2 separate regions of the Homo sapiens genome follow, and region 2 is linked to region 1. The links are chromatin loops, found by intact Hi-C in ENCODE. Cell type or tissue: mammary epithelial cell. All regions are shown on one strand. Each heading gives the region's core, and the rest is flanking DNA. Links, peaks and the distances in the headings are about the cores only. Region 1 overlaps SLC9A1 (solute carrier family 9 member A1). Region 2 has its middle 6.6 kb from the start of KDF1.

What was found. A loop is a pair of places that touch in the nucleus more often than their neighbours do. Peaks named below come from ENCODE experiments on the same cell type or tissue, not always from the same donor. Only the 100,000 strongest peaks of a DNase experiment are listed, where the experiment ranks them.
Region 2: a loop joins it to region 1, with 8 times the contacts of the local background. A loop is called at or near these places in 29 of 110 quality-filtered maps.

What each region holds. Positions count from the first base shown.
Region 1 is chr1:27,093,764-27,101,872 of GRCh38, reverse strand. It overlaps SLC9A1 (solute carrier family 9 member A1), which reads left to right. Exons shown (of 12, transcript NM_003047.5): 10 at 47-148; 11 at 598-670; 12 at 1,229-3,064. The coding sequence ends at 1,566. Among named protein-coding and RNA genes, the nearest start is that of SLC9A1, 57 kb to the left of the region's middle. RefSeq lists an enhancer at 1-50. In mammary epithelial cell, for the core only: a CTCF peak has its summit at 4,286 (motif pointing right); DNase peaks (open chromatin) are centred at 2,142, 3,222 and 4,282; H3K27ac peaks cover 1,995 bases.
Region 2 is chr1:26,963,040-26,971,148 of GRCh38, reverse strand. No RefSeq gene overlaps it. Among named protein-coding and RNA genes, the nearest start is that of KDF1, 6.6 kb to the right of the region's middle. RefSeq lists a silencer at 3,718-4,418. In mammary epithelial cell, for the core only: a CTCF peak has its summit at 4,070 (motif pointing left); a DNase peak (open chromatin) is centred at 4,058.

The DNA.
Region 1 (8,109 bases), core at 1,530-6,529:
AGAGCCTTCCGGGGCCCGCACTGCCCTGACGCTGTCCCTCCCACAGCTGCGGTCCTACAACAGACACACGCTGGTGGCAGACCCCTACGAGGAAGCCTGGAACCAGATGCTGCTCCGGAGGCAGAAGGCCCGGCAGCTGGAGCAGAAGGTAGCCTCTGCCTTCCTCTGGGAATCTGTATCCCACCCCACTCGCCCAAGCTCCGCCACAGCCTCTAAGGAAATGTACCCATTCTAGGAACAGGGTTTGGCTTTCGAGGGGCTTTTAGCAGTGTAAGGGCATGGAGAGCCATGAGTTCTAAGCAAGGGATTGGCGTGGGGTTGTGGGGCATGGCCTGGGTTAGGGCAGTGGCAGGGGACAGAGGAATGGGTGGATTTAAGGCTGAGCAGTGTAGGTGTATTCAGGGAGGCTGTGACAGGAGCCTGGGATGAGCCCTTAGGAGCTCCTGAGGGGCCAGTACGGGTGCCCACACAGGCACAAGGGAGGGGGAGCAAGCGCCCTGCATATACGAAAGGTGGGGTGTGCACTGGCCGGGTTCTGTCCTGAGGGGCTCCCTCTGCCCAGCTGCCTGTGCTCACCCCGTCTGTCCTCTCTGTCAGATCAACAACTACCTGACGGTGCCAGCCCACAAGCTGGACTCACCCACCATGTCTCGGGCCCGCATCGGCTCAGGTAAGGGCCTGGCGAGGGGCCTCAGGACTGGGCACTCTGAGCTGCCACCTCCTGAGGATGGGGCTCCACAGGAACAGTCCTCAGCCACTGGGAGGACAGGCCTGGCCCTCGCTGACCTCAGGATCCCCTCCCAAGCCATGAGCTGCTTCTACGTCAGGGGCCATCCCTAGGGAGAGAGACGTTCCGGGCGAGGACTGTGTGGGGAGCTGGGAGAGCCACGGTGCCTGGCAGGAAGGCAGGGTATCTGCCCCATCGAGACCCCCAACACGTGTGGGGAACGTGAGGGCAGGGCCCCAGGGCAGACTGACTCAGGGAGGAGCCCCAGGCCTTGGCCTGTGGAGGGACACCTCTGGGAGCCCCTGTCAAAGGAGAGGGCCACAGTCTGAGGAAGAGAAGCTGTGGGGTGGAAGGTCGCAGAGGCCTGCTTCTGAGGCCTGTTGGGACCGGGACGGCTGTGCTCATGAGAAGGCCTGAAGGAGGCACTGACGCGGCCGAGTGGCACGTGCTGGGCCGGGCTCCAGAGCGGAACCCAGCTTGTGCCTTGCTCTTGGTCCCCAGACCCACTGGCCTATGAGCCGAAGGAGGACCTGCCTGTCATCACCATCGACCCGGCTTCCCCGCAGTCACCCGAGTCTGTGGACCTGGTGAATGAAGAGCTGAAGGGCAAAGTCTTAGGGTTGAGCCGGGATCCTGCAAAGGTGGCTGAGGAGGACGAGGACGACGATGGGGGCATCATGATGCGGAGCAAGGAGACTTCGTCCCCAGGAACCGACGATGTCTTCACCCCCGCGCCCAGTGACAGCCCCAGCTCCCAGAGGATACAGCGCTGCCTCAGTGACCCAGGCCCACACCCTGAGCCTGGGGAGGGAGAACCGTTCTTCCCCAAGGGGCAGTAACACCAGGGCCAGCAGGCAGCGCCTGTCCCCTCACAGACTCTTCCACCAGAGCAGGGGCTGCTGGGGGCTCCCCTTGCCCTTCCTGACCCGGATTGGCCCTGCCCCTCCCCCTACCGCATGGCAGCTGGGCCCACAGCCCCCACCCCAGCACAGCTCCTCCCCTGCCGCCTCCCGGGAAGCATCCTCCCCACCAGAGCTGCCTCCCCAATCCATTTGGCAGAACTGCTGGGGCTGGTGAGGCCGGCCCTGCCCCTCCCTAGATCCAGGCTTCTCCCGGACCTGGACTAGGGCCTCGGAGGCTCCTCCCTCTGCCTCATCCTCCTCCTCATTCAGACCAATCTTAGTTTCTAACCAAAGAGTCTCTGGCTCAGCTGTGGTCCCACCCAGGAAGGGAGGGAGCTGAGGCCTCCCTTGAGTAGGCCCTGCTTTATCAGGGGACAAACCAGGGGTACCAGGCACATGGCTGGGGGAGGGACTGCTGACCCACCAAGGTCTCACACTCCTCCTGCCAGCTCTGTCACCCTGGCCACCACCCAACCTGTCCTTACTCAGAGCTGCGGGCTGAGGGCATCTCTGAGTGTCTCTGCCTGGAGCAGGGGTGGTTTCTACGGTGACAGTGACGTGACTCAGAGCTTTTCGAACTGTGCTCCCACGGGGACCACTGGGCCCCTCAGGGGAAGCTGCTAGGGGAAGGACTGGCCGTGGCTCCAGAATGTGCTGCCTTTTTAAGTTTTGTTTGTTCACACTCCTATATATGATTGTTTGCACAGAGGGCGCTCCTGTTTTTAAAACATTTTGAAAACCCCTGGCTGAACAGTGCTCTGCCTCTAACTCCCTCCTCACACTCCAGAATTACCCTTCCTCATCTGTGCCTGTCTGTCCAACCCCTCCCCCACGTCTCTCTGCCTGCTGGGCTCTTAACTGTTGCTCGAAGACTGTGACATCAGAAGTAACTCCCACTCCTAATCAAGAGTCTCTCCAGCCTCACAGATGCTGGCCTCTTGGCACCTGCCTAGCTCTTGGGCCTGACCTCCAGTCCTGCTGGCCTGCTCTTACTTCCCCCACCCTGGGTTTGGCCCCTGGAACCTTTCCCTTGTGTGTACCACACCCTGCCTGCTGTGGAGCCCATTGTGGAGGCGGTGGGGGGGAGAAGGCCTCCCCTGAGGATCCCCTGTCCCCTGGGGCTGGTGGATTGGGCAGAATCCTGGGCCCCCAGAGACCTTTGCCCACACACACTCCTTCCCCTTGTCCCTGGGGCACTCCCCCAGGATTGTGCAATAGTCAGAGTGTCCCTTTTTGCAGGGGACTGGGCCATGGGTCCTCGGCCCATCTGTCCATCCTCCTCTCCATGCAAGTGCTGTTTGGGCAGGAGTCACCATGCAAGGGTGACATCGACAACCACGTACCAAGCCACCGCAGCTGCTGCCACTCTGCTGCCTGTACAGAAGAAACTGAATCTTTTTCATATTCTAATAAATCAATGTGAGTTTTTAATAGAGTCAAGGGCTGCTTTCTGGGGACGAGGGTCTTTAGGAGGGAGGGTGGCCTGAGGGCGTGAAGTACTTAGTTCAAAGGCTGGCACAGAAACACTTCATGGCTGTCAGCTGCTGGGGTGGTTGTTCCCACATGCCAGGCACTGAGATACCACAATGAGCTAAGCAGGACGTGCCCTGCCCCGCGGGGGAGAGCGGCACTAACCAGTGCCCAGTGTTTGTGCAAGAGGTGAAAAAGAGGCAGAGGGGAGGGAGGGACGGCGAGGAGGACCCTCCTGAGTCCCGAGTGAGTGAGATCCCAGGAGGGGACTGAAGAAGGAGCCAAGGCTTCCGGGTGGAAAAGGACCCAGAAAGTTCCCAAACATTGTAACTGGGAGCTGTGCCCACGAACACTGGGACCTGAGAAAAGGCCGGGTGGCTGGGTCAGAGTGACAGGGGAGGCAAGGATGGGGCCGCGTGCTCCATGGTTAAGATTTTGCTCTTAACCGTGGGAAGACCAAAAGGGCAGTGGGAAGTCACTGAAGCCCTCAAGTTCTCACCTGTAAAGTGGGGACAGTGACCCCTGCATGAGATAAGCTCAGGTGTGTACAAACTGAGCCTCCCTAATCAGAAAACCCAACACAACGCCATGAATGGAGAATGCACACCTGACCTCATGAGACAGTCAAAACTTTGCTGCATGTGCAATATTTAAAATATATAAAATTGGGCCGGGCGCGGTGGCTCATGCCTGTAATCCCAGCACTTTGGGAGGCCAAGCTGGGCGGATCACCTGAGGTCAGGAGTTCAAGACCAGCCTGGCCAACATGGCAAAACCCCATCTCTACTAAAAATACAAAAATTAGCTGGGCATGGTGATGTATGCATGTAATCCCAGCTACTCGGGAGGTTGAGGCAGGAGAATCACTTGAACCCAGGAGGTGAAGGTTGCAGTGAGCTGAGATGGAACCACTGCACTCCAGCCTGGGTGACAGAGCAAGACTCTGTCTCAAAAAAAATAAAATATGTAACATTAATTTCAGGCTATGGGTAGAAACTGTATATGAAACATAAATGAATTTCGTGTTTAGACTTGGATTCTATCCCCAAGATATCTCATTATGTATGTGCAAATATTCCAAAATCTGAAACACTTCTGCTTTCAAGCATTTGGGGTAAGGATTGCTCAATCCCTAATGGGCTCGGTTCAGCAGAGGTTGGAGCCCTGAGGTGCATTTCCTGGATCCAACCACCAGAGGGCAGTGGGGCCTTGGCGCGCACCCCTGGCACCCTTCGAACCTGGGCTGTCCAGGAAAGCATCTCCTTTGCCCAGTCTGGGACCTGAGTGTGGAGCTGGTTTAACTCACAAAATCTGAAGCGGTTAGTGCCAAGAGGATTACAGGGTTATTATCAAAGGATTATTCCTGTATCCATCGGTTCCCTAGCAGGAAATGGATGTTACAGCCATCCCTCCATATTTTCCGGGGATTGGTTCCAGGACCCACATGGAAACCAAAATCCTTTCATGCTCAAGTTCCTGATGTAAAATGGTGTAGTGCTGTTGGCCCTTCATGGATTCTGCATCCATGGATTCAACCAACTGCAAATTGAGAATATTTGGGGAAAAAATTCAAATAATAAAGTGTAACAACTATTTACATAGTATTTACATTGTAATCTAGAGATGATTTAACGTATATGGGAGAATGGCTGGGCACAATGGTTCATGCCTGTAATACCAGCACTTTGGGAGGCCGAGGCGGGCGGATCATTTGGGGACAGGAGTTTGAGACCAGCCTGACCAACATGGTGAAACCCCGTCTCTACTAAAAATAAAAAAAATAGCTGGGTGTGGTGGTGCATGCTTGTAGTCCCAGCTACTAGGGAGGCTGAGGCAGGAGAATCACTTGAATCTGGGAGGTGGACTTTCCAGTGAGCCGAGATCGCGCCACTACACTCCAGCCTGGATGACAAAAAAAAGTATATAGGAGAATGTATGTAGGTTATAGCCAAATACTACATTATTTTATATAAGGGACTTGAGCTTCCTTGGATTTTGGTACCTGGGAGGGTCCTGGAACCAATCCCCCATGGACACCAAGAGATGGATGCATTTGCGTATAACCAACACTCATGTTCCCATATACTTTAAATCATCCATAGACTACCTATAATACCTAATACAATGTAAATTCTGTGTAAGTAGTTGTCAGCTGGGTACGGTGGCTCACTCCTATAATCTCGGCACTTTGGGAGGCGGAGATGGGCGGATCACTTGAGCCTAGGAATTCAAGACCAGCCTGTGCAACATGGTGAAACCCCACCTCTACAAAAAAGACAAAAATTGGCCAGGCATGGTGGTGCACTGGTCCCAGCTACTTGGGAGGCTGAGGTGGGAGGATTGCTTGAGCCCAGGAGGTCGAGGCTGCAGTGAGCCATGTTCACGCCACTGCACTCCAGCCTGGGCAACAAAGCAAGACCCTGTCTAAAAAAAAAAAAAAAGTTGTTATACGGGTTTTAAAGTTGTATTTTTATTGTATTGTTATTTTTTGTTTACTCATTTTTATGTTTTCAATTTGTGCTAGGTTGAATCTGAGGCTGCAGAACCCGAGGGTACAGAGGCCGACTGTGTATTTAAAGGGGTACCAAGAGCCTTCCACTAAGGGATTAATTAGAGATGTGGGCGGGGTTGTGGGAACCTACCAGGGATGGGACCCAGCAGGGCTCACACTACAGGAAGCCATTACAACCCATAGACCTGAAAGGGCAAGAGGAGGGAGCTCTCATCATGGGAGGGGACTGCCCAGCTAGAACTGTGGCCATGCTTAGAACACCCCCTGCCAGAGAGGGAGCCGGGGAGGTTGGGGGTGGACAGCTTTCATCCTGATGGTGCCTCCCACTGGCGAGTCCCAACTGAAAGCCTGAAGAGAAGGCAGCCAGAGTAGGTCAGCCCTTCATCGAATGGGGAGTGTGGATGTGGAAGGGAAACAGGAGATCCAAGCAGGGCTATTCCTTTTACCCCTCAGCACCCACTCTTGTCCTTTGGGTGAAAAACTCATGTCCCTATTGCTTAATGGTTGCAGAATTTCTGTTTGGGATGATGAAAAAGTTTGGGAAATAGGTTGTGGTGATGATTGTACAACATTGTGAATGTACTAGATACCACTGAAGTGTTTGCTTTAAAATGGTTAGTTTTATGTTATGTGAATTTCATCTTCTTTTTTTTTTAATGGAAGGAACAATCTCATCAACACCATCAACCTTGTCAGATTCACCCTGGTCTTGTCATACTCACCTGGAGCAACAGGGCTTTTTTTTTTTTTGAGACGGAGTCTCGCTCTGTTGCCCAGGCTGGAGGGCAGTGGCGCAATCTCGGCTCACTGCAAGCTCCACCTCCCGGGTTCATGCCATTCTCCTGCCTCAGCCTCCCAAGTAGCTGGGACTACAGGTGCCCGCCACCATACCTGGCTAACTTTTTGTGTTTTTAGTAGAGACGGGGTTTCACCGTGTTAGCTGTGTTAGGATGATCTCGATCTCCTGACCTCGTGATCTGCCCGCCTCGGCCTCCCAAAGTGCTGGGATTACAGGCGTGAGCCACCATGCAACCGGCCTCTTTAAATAAGACAACGGGGCATGCAAATAACAGAAAATTGCTACAGCCCCCACTTTGGCAGCTGGTCACCAGGCCCAAGTTAGCAATCACAGCATCCTTCCTCCACCCCCACTTTCCTCTAACCATGTGCCAGCACTGTGGCTGACTGGGGTTTTTATAGGTGGGGTGTCCTAAACCTTTACTCCTGTGCAATGCAGCCTCTTCTGGTCTTATGTTTGTTGGATTGTCACATTTCCCCTTCACTGTCAATACTGGAAGGGGGACTGGGGGGACTGAGGCACCTGGTGAATCCCCTCTTTTCTGTCATTGTCTTCTGCCCTCCCCACATTGTGTAGCAGGAACTTATTTTCCTTCTGGCAATCCTAGCTGATCACCCTGTCAGGTACAGAACAGTTGACCCTCTTCTCCGCCTTTTAGTTAAGCAACATACAGACCTCAAAATGACCAGGGGAGAACACTCTACTTCCAATTCTTTTCTTTTCTTTTTTTTTTTTTGAGACAAGAATCTCGCTGTGTCACCCAGGCTGGAGTGCAGTGGCACGATCTTGGCTCACTGCAACCTCTGCCTCCTGGGTTCAAGTGATTGTCGTGCCCCAGCCTCCCGAGTAGCTGGGATTACAGGCCTGCACCACCATGCCCGACTAACTTTTGTATTGTTAGTAGGGACGGAGTTTCACCATGTTGGCCAGGCTGGTCTTAAACTCCTGAGCTCAAGTGACCCACCCACCTCGGCCTCCCGAAATGCTGGGATTACAGGCGTGAGCCACCGCGCTCAGCCTCTACTTCCAGTTCTAAAGGAGTCATATCCACATTCCCTGGAGGGAGTGTTCCTCTTTTGAGCATAAAGCTCACCCACTGAACACAAAATTTAGGGCACAGGAAGCCAAAACTCTTCCAGTGGGTAATTGGGAATAGTGGTGAGAAAAGCTACTCCCATATCCATCCCTTGGTCCCTGGGCCTGTGTATTTTGGCTGTCAAAGAGGTAGGACCGTATATTAGCCATTGATTTCAAGCGTGTGCTGCTTCCTACCCATCAACAGCTCAGCTGCGGGGGTTGTCTCCCACCTGGCGCCGTAACTCTATTCTGCCCAGTCAGCTTCTTCTGGTTGCAGGGCCTGTTTTAAGACCAGTGTGTTCTGGGCCGGGCACAGTGTCTCATGCCTGTAATCCCAGCACTTTGGGAGGTCGAGGTGGGCAGATCACTTGAAGTCAGGAGTTCGAGACCAGCCTGGCCAACATGGTGAAACCCTGTTTCTACCAAAAATACAAAAATTAGCCAGGCGTGGTGGCAGACACCTATAATCCCAGCTACTCAGGAGGCTGAGGCAGGAGAATTGCTGGAATCAGGGAGCGGGAGGTGGCAGTGAGCTGAGATCATGCCACTGCACTCCAGCCTGGGCGACAGAGTGAGACTCCGGGAAAAAAAAAAAAAAGGAAAGAAAGGAAAGGAAAGGAAA
Region 2 (8,109 bases), core at 1,481-6,480, 130 kb after region 1:
GTAGGGGTGGTGCTAAACTGTTACACTGGTGGCCTCCAATGAACCATGGTCTTGTATGGTCCCCTCCCATGTTGACTCTGGGCTTGGCTGTAGGACTTGTTTTGGCAACGGGACACCAAGAAGCATGAAGCAAGCAGAGGCTTGATAAGCATTTGCACACTGGGGCTTGTCCTCTTGGAGGCCAGCTGCCACGCTAAAACACGGTCGGCTAGACTTCTGAATGATGAGAGGCCGTGGAGGAAGACAAGCCGTTTTGGGTGATCCAGTCTCAGCTAAGCTCCCAGCCACATGCATCAGCCAGGCGGAACCAGAACTGCCCTGCTGAGCCCCAACCAAGCCACAGAATTTTTAGAAATAATATATCATTGTTGTTTTATGCCACTAAGTTTTGGGGATAGTTTGTTTCTCAGCAATAAGCAACTGAAATAAGGGATACCCTAAGTCCCCTCTTCCCTCACCCTCTGCATCCAGTCCTGTGGGATCCGCCTCTGGAATATTTCATGGATCTGACCACTTCTCACCATGTCCCCAGGTGCCATCATCTCTCACCTGGACTCCCCGCGTAAGCATTGCCTTCCTGCAATCACCATACAGCAACCAGGGCCACTCCCTGGCTCAACACCCTCCAGTCAGTTCCCATATCCCTTAGATTAAAAGAAGTCCCGGGCAGGCATGGTGGCTCACACCTGTAATCCCAGCACTTTGGGAGGCCAAGGCGGGCAGATCACGAGGTCAAGAGTTCGGGACTAGCCTGACCAACATGATGAACTCCTACTCTACTACAAATACAAAAATTACCCAGGCATGGCGGTGCACACCTGTAATTCCAGCTACTCAGGAGGCTGAGGCAAGAGAATCACTTGAACCCAGGAGGTGGAGGTTGCAGTGAGCCGAGATCGCACCACTGCACTCCAGCCTGGGTGACAGCATGAGACTCCGTCTCAAAAAAAAAGATTAAAAGAAGTCCCTCTCCCCCTTGCTCACTGCACTCGGACAACACTGGCTTCCTTCCTGTTCCTCTAACATGCTGAGCTTATCCCAACCTCAGGGCCTTTGCACCAGCTGTTCACCCTGCCTGGAACACTCTTCCTCTCGGTCTTTCCATCTAGGTCTTTCCATTCTCAGCTTAAATGTCTCCTCCTCAGGAATGCTATCTATAGAAGAGGAAACTGAGGCTCGGAAAAGTGAGGTCATTTCCCAAGTTCACACAGTTAGGAAAAGGCTGGACCAGGATTCCATCCCAGGTCTGTTTGACCCTCTCTCCAGGGCACTTTCTCCCACATCGATGGTTTGGGAGGCAAAGCTGGTGGTCATGGGCTCCTGAGAAAGGGGAAGAATTGGAGGGGCCTCCTTCACTTACCCCCTCCATAAACACTCCCAGCCAGAGCCTTTGGGCTCTGCCCTGGCTGGGTGCTGGGGACTCAGGGATGAATCAGAACAGACCTTGCCCACTGGGAGCTTCAGTCTGAAGGCAGGAAAAGCAGCAGGGGAGGTCAAGATCACTTAGGGACCCAGATGGCCTTGACTTAGCATAGGGGACAGCCTTCTAGCTGGGGGCTCTCTAGGAAGGCTTCCAAGAGGCATTGGCTCTTGGAAGTGACATTGGCTGGGGTGGGCAGAACGTAGGGGGTGGTGTTCAGTGGCCAGAGCTGCAGTGCTCTCTCTGAGTGACCAGGAGCCTCAGCTTGGCCATGTGTAGCCTTTCCTCTGTGTGTGTGTGTGTGTGTGTGTGTGTGTGTGTGTGTGTGTGTGTGTGTGTGTAACAGTGAGGGAGTAGTATGGTGGGGGATGAGGGTGCAGCCAAGAGAAGGGCTGAATGAATAAATGCATTTCACTGATGTAGAAACTAAAGCCCAGAGAGTCTGAGTCACTTGTCCAGGCTCACAAAGCACCAAGCAGTAAAGGCAGGATCTGAACCCAGGTTTAACCTGACACCACACAGAGGCAAGTGAGGAAGCAGAGGTCCATATTCACCAAGGCCCACCCCTTACTCACTATGTGACCTCAACTAAGCTCGTTCCCCTCTCGCACCTCATTTTCTCATTGGCAAATTGAGGGGGTTGGGTGAAGCTTCTTTTGGCACAAGGACTCTGGAAAATACTTTTACTAGGGACTTGGAACCAACCAGCAGATCCTGCCTCAACCTGGCACAAGATAGGGTTCCTCAGCCTGCAGCTCCCTCTAGGCCCAGCCAATGGGGTGCAGCACTGGCACAAGACAGAGAACCCCAGGAATCCCTGGGGGCTCCCGTCTAACAGTGCAGCCTGGAGTTCCAGGGGGCTTCCCCTGCACCTCTCTCCACAGCTCTCACACAGTACAGAGCCCTGTTCGCTTGCCCCTCACCCCCTTCACCGCCACCCCCACCCCACAAGCGTAACAGTTTTTTTTGTTTGTTTTGTTTTGTTTTTTGAGATGGAGTCTCGCTCTTGTTGCCCAGGCTGGAGTGCAATGGTGTGATCTCGGCTCACTGCAACCTCCACCTCCCGGGTTCAAGCGATTCTCCTGCCTCAGCCTCCCAAGTAGCTGGGATTACAGGCATGAGCCACCATGCCCAGCTAATTTTGTATTTGTAGTAGAGATGGAGTTTCTCCATGTTGGTTAGGCTGGTCTCGAACTCATGACCTCAGGTGATCCGCCCACCTCGGCCTCCCAAAGTGCTAGGATTACAGGTGTGAGCCAACGCAGCCGGCCTCTAAGGACCCAGTTTCTGGGGGGCCCAGAGGAGCCACTGCAAAGAGCTCAGGCTCTGAACCAGAATGAACTTGGGCTCAGCTCTAGGCTCTGCCACTTACTAGCTATGTGACCCTGGGCAAGTGGTTTAAATCTCTGAGCCTCTGTTTTCTTAGCTGTAAAACAGGAGTTTGAGATCTGTTTACTGAGTTATTGTGAGGATTTTTTTTTTCGCTTGGGGGACAGGGTCTTGCTCTGTCACCCAGGCTGGAGTGCAATGGCATGATCACTGCTCACTGCAACCTTGACCTCCTAGGCTCAAGTGATCCTCCTGCCTCAGCCTCCTGAGTAGCTGGGACCACGGGCGTGCATCACCATACTGGCTAATTTCTTTTCTTTCCTTTTTTTTGGCAGAGACAAGGTCTTGCTGTTTCCCAGCCTGGTCTGAACTCCTGAGCTCAAACGATCCTCCTGTCTTGGCCACTCAAAGTGCTGGGATTGCAGGTGTGAGCCACCCTGCTGGCCTTATTATGGGGATTAAATGGAATAAGGCACATAATAAACCTAACATGTTGTAGGCAGTCGTGGTCAATACCAGTAATTTGCTCAGCTTATTCTCAGAGGCAGTGGTCTTGCCTTTGAGAGTCCCAGCCCCAGAATGGCGGGGCAGGGAGCCAGAGGGTGGGGTGTGGAGGTGAGGAAGGGGGTTAATATAAAATAGCTAACATCTGTTTAGCACTTACCATGTGCTGGTCTCGGTTGTAATCACCACATGAAGCTATCACCCACACTTTACAGATGAGGTGTCTGAGGCACAGAGGAGTTCAATAACTTGGCCAAAGGAACACACAGCAAGTACGTGTATGAGCTGGGGCACGAGTTCAGATCCTATGGCTCCAGAACTCACACTCTAAACCACTGTGTTATCTTACCTCATGTTAAAACCATTTTTGGATGAGAAATGCTGAGGTCCAGGCCAGGCGTGGTGGCTCACGCCTATAATCCCAGCACTTTAGGAGGCCGAGGTGGGTGGATCACCTGAGGTCAGGAATTCGAGACCAGCCCGGTCACATGGTGAAACCCCATCTCTACTAAAAATACAAAAATTAGCTGCACGTGGTGGCCTGTGCCTGTAATCCCAGCTACTCCAGAGGCTGAGGCAGGAGAATCGCTTGAAGCCAGGAGGCAGAGGTTGCAGTGAGCCAAGATCGCACCATTGCACTCCAGCCTGGGCAACAGAGCGAGACTCCGTTTCAAAAAAGAAAAAAAAAAAAAAAGGAAATGCTGAGGTCCAAAGAGGCTAAGTTCACACCACAGCTGAGCATCTAGTATTCCAAGTCAGAACCTGTGACCCTGAAGTTCTGGCAATTTCCACTGTTGTGTGCTGTCCCCTAGTGCCCTTATGGGAGAAGCACACCAGAGGCAAGCAGCAGATACCCAGGGAAGGAAGGGAAGCAGGTCCACTGAAGCCGGCTCCACACACCACTGCCTACATTCCCCTGACCCACGGCTCCTCCACAGCCCCAGCGCTGTACGTGTTGCAGCTCCTAAACAGCACTCCAAAATGGCATCCATGGATACAATGGTGATATGTCTGGGCTATCTTACAGACCATCAAATTCAATAGGTCTAACACTACGTTTGCATTCTTACACCCCAAACTGGTCCTCCCCAGTCATCTCCATTCATCCAGTAACACAGCCAGAAGCCCAGCGTCATCCTTGATACTTCCCTCCTCCCACCAAGCTGTCACCACCAGCCTGGGAGCCTAAATGGTGGCTGAGGAGGGTGATCAGAAAAGTAAAAATTGAACAGAGTGGAGCAACCATGGGGAAAGCAGGGGATTGGGACAATGGCCCCAGGTCAAGGCCAAAAGGAAAAACTGAGCTCAAGAGGCTGATGACAGAGGCAGTTGTCCACTCTGCTTAGAAAGAAACCCAGACACGCTGGGTGCGGTAGCTCATGCTTGTAATCCCAGCACTTTGGGAGGCTGAGGCGGGTGGATCACGAGGTCGGGAGATTGAGACCATCCTGGCTAACTCGATGCAACTCCGTCTCTACTAAAAATACAAAAAATTAGCCAGGTGTGGCAGCACACGCCTGTAGTCCTAGCTACTAGGGAGGCTGAGGCAGGAGAATCACTTGAACCTGGGAGGCGGAGGTTGCAGTGAGCCAAGATCACGCCACTCCACTCTAGCCTGGGAGACAGAGCAAGACTCTGTCTCAAAAAAAAGAAAGAAACCCAGACACAGCTGTAAGGGCTTGGAGGAGGGCACAGTGAGGAACATTGTATGGGGAGTCAGAAAGATGGGGTTCCCACCCAGCTTTACTACTCATTAGAAGTGTGGCCTTGAGCAAATGGTCTAACCTTGATGGCCTCAGTTTCCCCACTTGTAAAAATGAATATGACATTGCCAACCTCATAGGGCTGTAATATGGATCAAGTAAAAAATGTGTTTGTTTTGTAAAGTGTAAAGGAAAGCGCACAGGAGAGGCAGGTTGTGACCCGGAAAACTCACCCCAGTAGACCTCTCTCTCCTTTGTCGGCTGAATGATGGACCTATAAGGTACTCTGTTTTGCTTCAAAGAGTGTCAATTTTTTGTTTGTTTTTTGTTTGTTTGTTTGTTTGTTTGTTTGTTTTGTAGGGAGGGGGTTGGTTTTGTTATTTTTTGTTTATTTATTTTTATTTACTTATTTATTTTGAGACAGATTTTCGCTCTGGCGTCCAGGCTGGAGTGCAATGGCGCAATCTCACTGCAACCTCCGCCACCTGGGTTCAAGCTACTCTCCTGCCTCAGCCTCCCGATTAGCTGGGATTACAGGCATGAGCCACCACGCCTGGCTAATTTTTTTGTATTTTTACCAGGGACGGGGTTTCACCATGTCAGTCAGGCTGGTCTCGAACTCCTGGCCTCAGGTGATCCGCCCACCTCGGCCTCCCAAAGTGTTGAGATTACAGGGTGAGCCACCGCGCCTGGCTTGTTTTGTTATTTATTTATTTATTTATTTATTTATTTAAAAAATTTTATTTATTTACTTAAATTGACTAATAAAAATTTATTTACTTAAATTGATTAATAAAATTATTAGTATTTTTATTATTGTTTGGTTTTTAATTGTGGGAAAATACTTCTACATAAAATCTGCCATTTAAACTATTTTAAAATATAAATTCAGTGGCATTAATTACATTCACAGTGTTGTGCAACCATCACAACTATCTATTTCCAAAACTTTTTTTTATCACTCCAAACAGAGACTCTGTACCCATTAAGCAGTAACTACCCATTCCCCTCTCCCTCCAGCCCCTGATAACGGCTAACCTTTCTGTCTCTATTAATTTGACTATTCTAGATATTTCATGTAAGTGAGAATCATACAATATTTGTCCTTTGTGTCTGGCTTATTTCACTTAGCATAATGTCTTCAAGGTTCATACCTATTGTTGCATGTGTCAGAACTTCATTGTTTTTATGACTGAATAATATTCCCTTGTACGTATATATCACATTTTGTTCATCCATTCATCTGTTGGGTTGTTTCTACCTTTTGGCTATTGTGAATAATGCTGCAATGAACACTGGCATACAAGTATCTGTTTGAAGCCCTGTTCTGATTATTTTGTGTATGTATCTAGAGTGTCATTGATTTTTTTTGGGTTTTTTTTTTGAGACAGAGTTTTGCTCTTGTCACCTAGGCTGGAGTGCAATGGAGTGTTCTTGGCTCATTGCAACCTCCGCCTCCCAGGTTCAAGCGATTCTCCTGCCTCAGCCTCCTGAGTAGCTGCAATTACAGGCTTCTGCCACCATGCCTGTCTAATTTTTGTATTTTTAGTAGAGACAGGGTTTCACCATGTTGGCCAGGCTGGTCTCAGACTCCCGATCTTAGGTGATCTGCCAGCCTCGGCCTCCCAAAGTGCTAGGATTACAGGCGCCCACTACCACGCCTGGCTAATTTTGTATTTTCAGTAGAGACGGGGTTTCACCATGTTGGCCAGGCTGGTTTCGAACTTCTGATCTCAAGTGATCCACCTGCCTCGGCCTCCCAAAGTGCTAGGATTACAGGCATGAGCCACTGTGCCTGGCCCAAGTGTCATTGATTTTTGACAGACTTTTTGAATACGCACCGTGGCAATGGGAAGGACCCTTCGGAACAGGGCCCAGTATCTTTGAGTGAGGGAGGGAGACGAGCAGAGAAAGGGGAGGTTTCAGTGTGGCTATAATTAGAATAACAGCTACCTTGTGCCTATTGCAAAACTCTTCACAAAACACTCACCAGAAAGCGTAGCCAGAGGTTCAGAGATCATATTTATTTATTTATTTCCTTCCTTCCTTCCTTCCTTCCTTTCTTCCTTTATTCTTTCTAGGCAAGGAAAGTAGCTCTGAGCTGCTTCAGTCATCATATTCTTATTAATCTACAGCATTTTAGGTACCACAGAATTAGAATTTTGTAGAGCAATTCTGCACTTCTACAGCTAAAGTTCTGGAAAAAGCAAAACTATGGAAACAGAAGAAAGATCAGTGGTTGTTAAGGGCTGGAGTCAAGGGGAGGAACTGACCACAGAGGGGTTCAGGGGAATTTCTGGGAGGTGATGGAACTGATCTATATCTTGATTGCTGTGGCAGTTGTGCCATTGTATGCATTTTTCAAAACTCACAAAACTGTACACTAAAAAGGGTGAATTTTACTATAGGTAAATTATACCTTAATTTTTTCTTTTTAAAAAAAGAATGAATAAATAAATGGGGAGAAAACTAAATAATACTTAATACTCCCAGCTACTCGGGAGGCTGAGGTGGGAGGATTCCTTGAACCCAGGAGGCGGAGGCTACTGTGAGCCAAGATCACATCTCTGCACTTCAGACTGGGTGACAAAGTGAGACCCTGTCTCAAACAACAGCAACAACAACAACAACAACAAAAACTAAATAAGAACCTAGGCCAGGCGCAGTGGCTCACGCCTGTAATCCCAGCACTTTGGGAGGTCGACGCAGGCGGATCATTGAGGTCAAGAGATTGAGACCATCCTGGCCAACATGGTGAAACCCTGTCTCTACTAAAAATAAAAAAATTAGCTGGGCATGGTGGTGCACACCTGCAGTCCCAGCTACTTGGGAGGCTGAGGCAGAACTGCTTGAACCCGGGAGGCAGAGGTTGCAGCGAGCCGAGATCGTGCCACTGCACTCCAGCCTGGTGACAAAGCGAGACTCCATCTCAAAAAAATAAAATAAAATAAAATAAAATAAAATAAATAAGACCCTAGGCTCTCATGTGTTTGCGTATCTTGAGAACTTTGCAAGTGACACTAACTCTAATTATTTAGCATTAGAGCATAAACTTCTATTTTTTCATTCATTCATTATAAAATGAAAGCCCCTGAATCCACTATTCACAAAAACCAGAACATTGCTAAAAATTAAATCTACCTATGGGTTTCT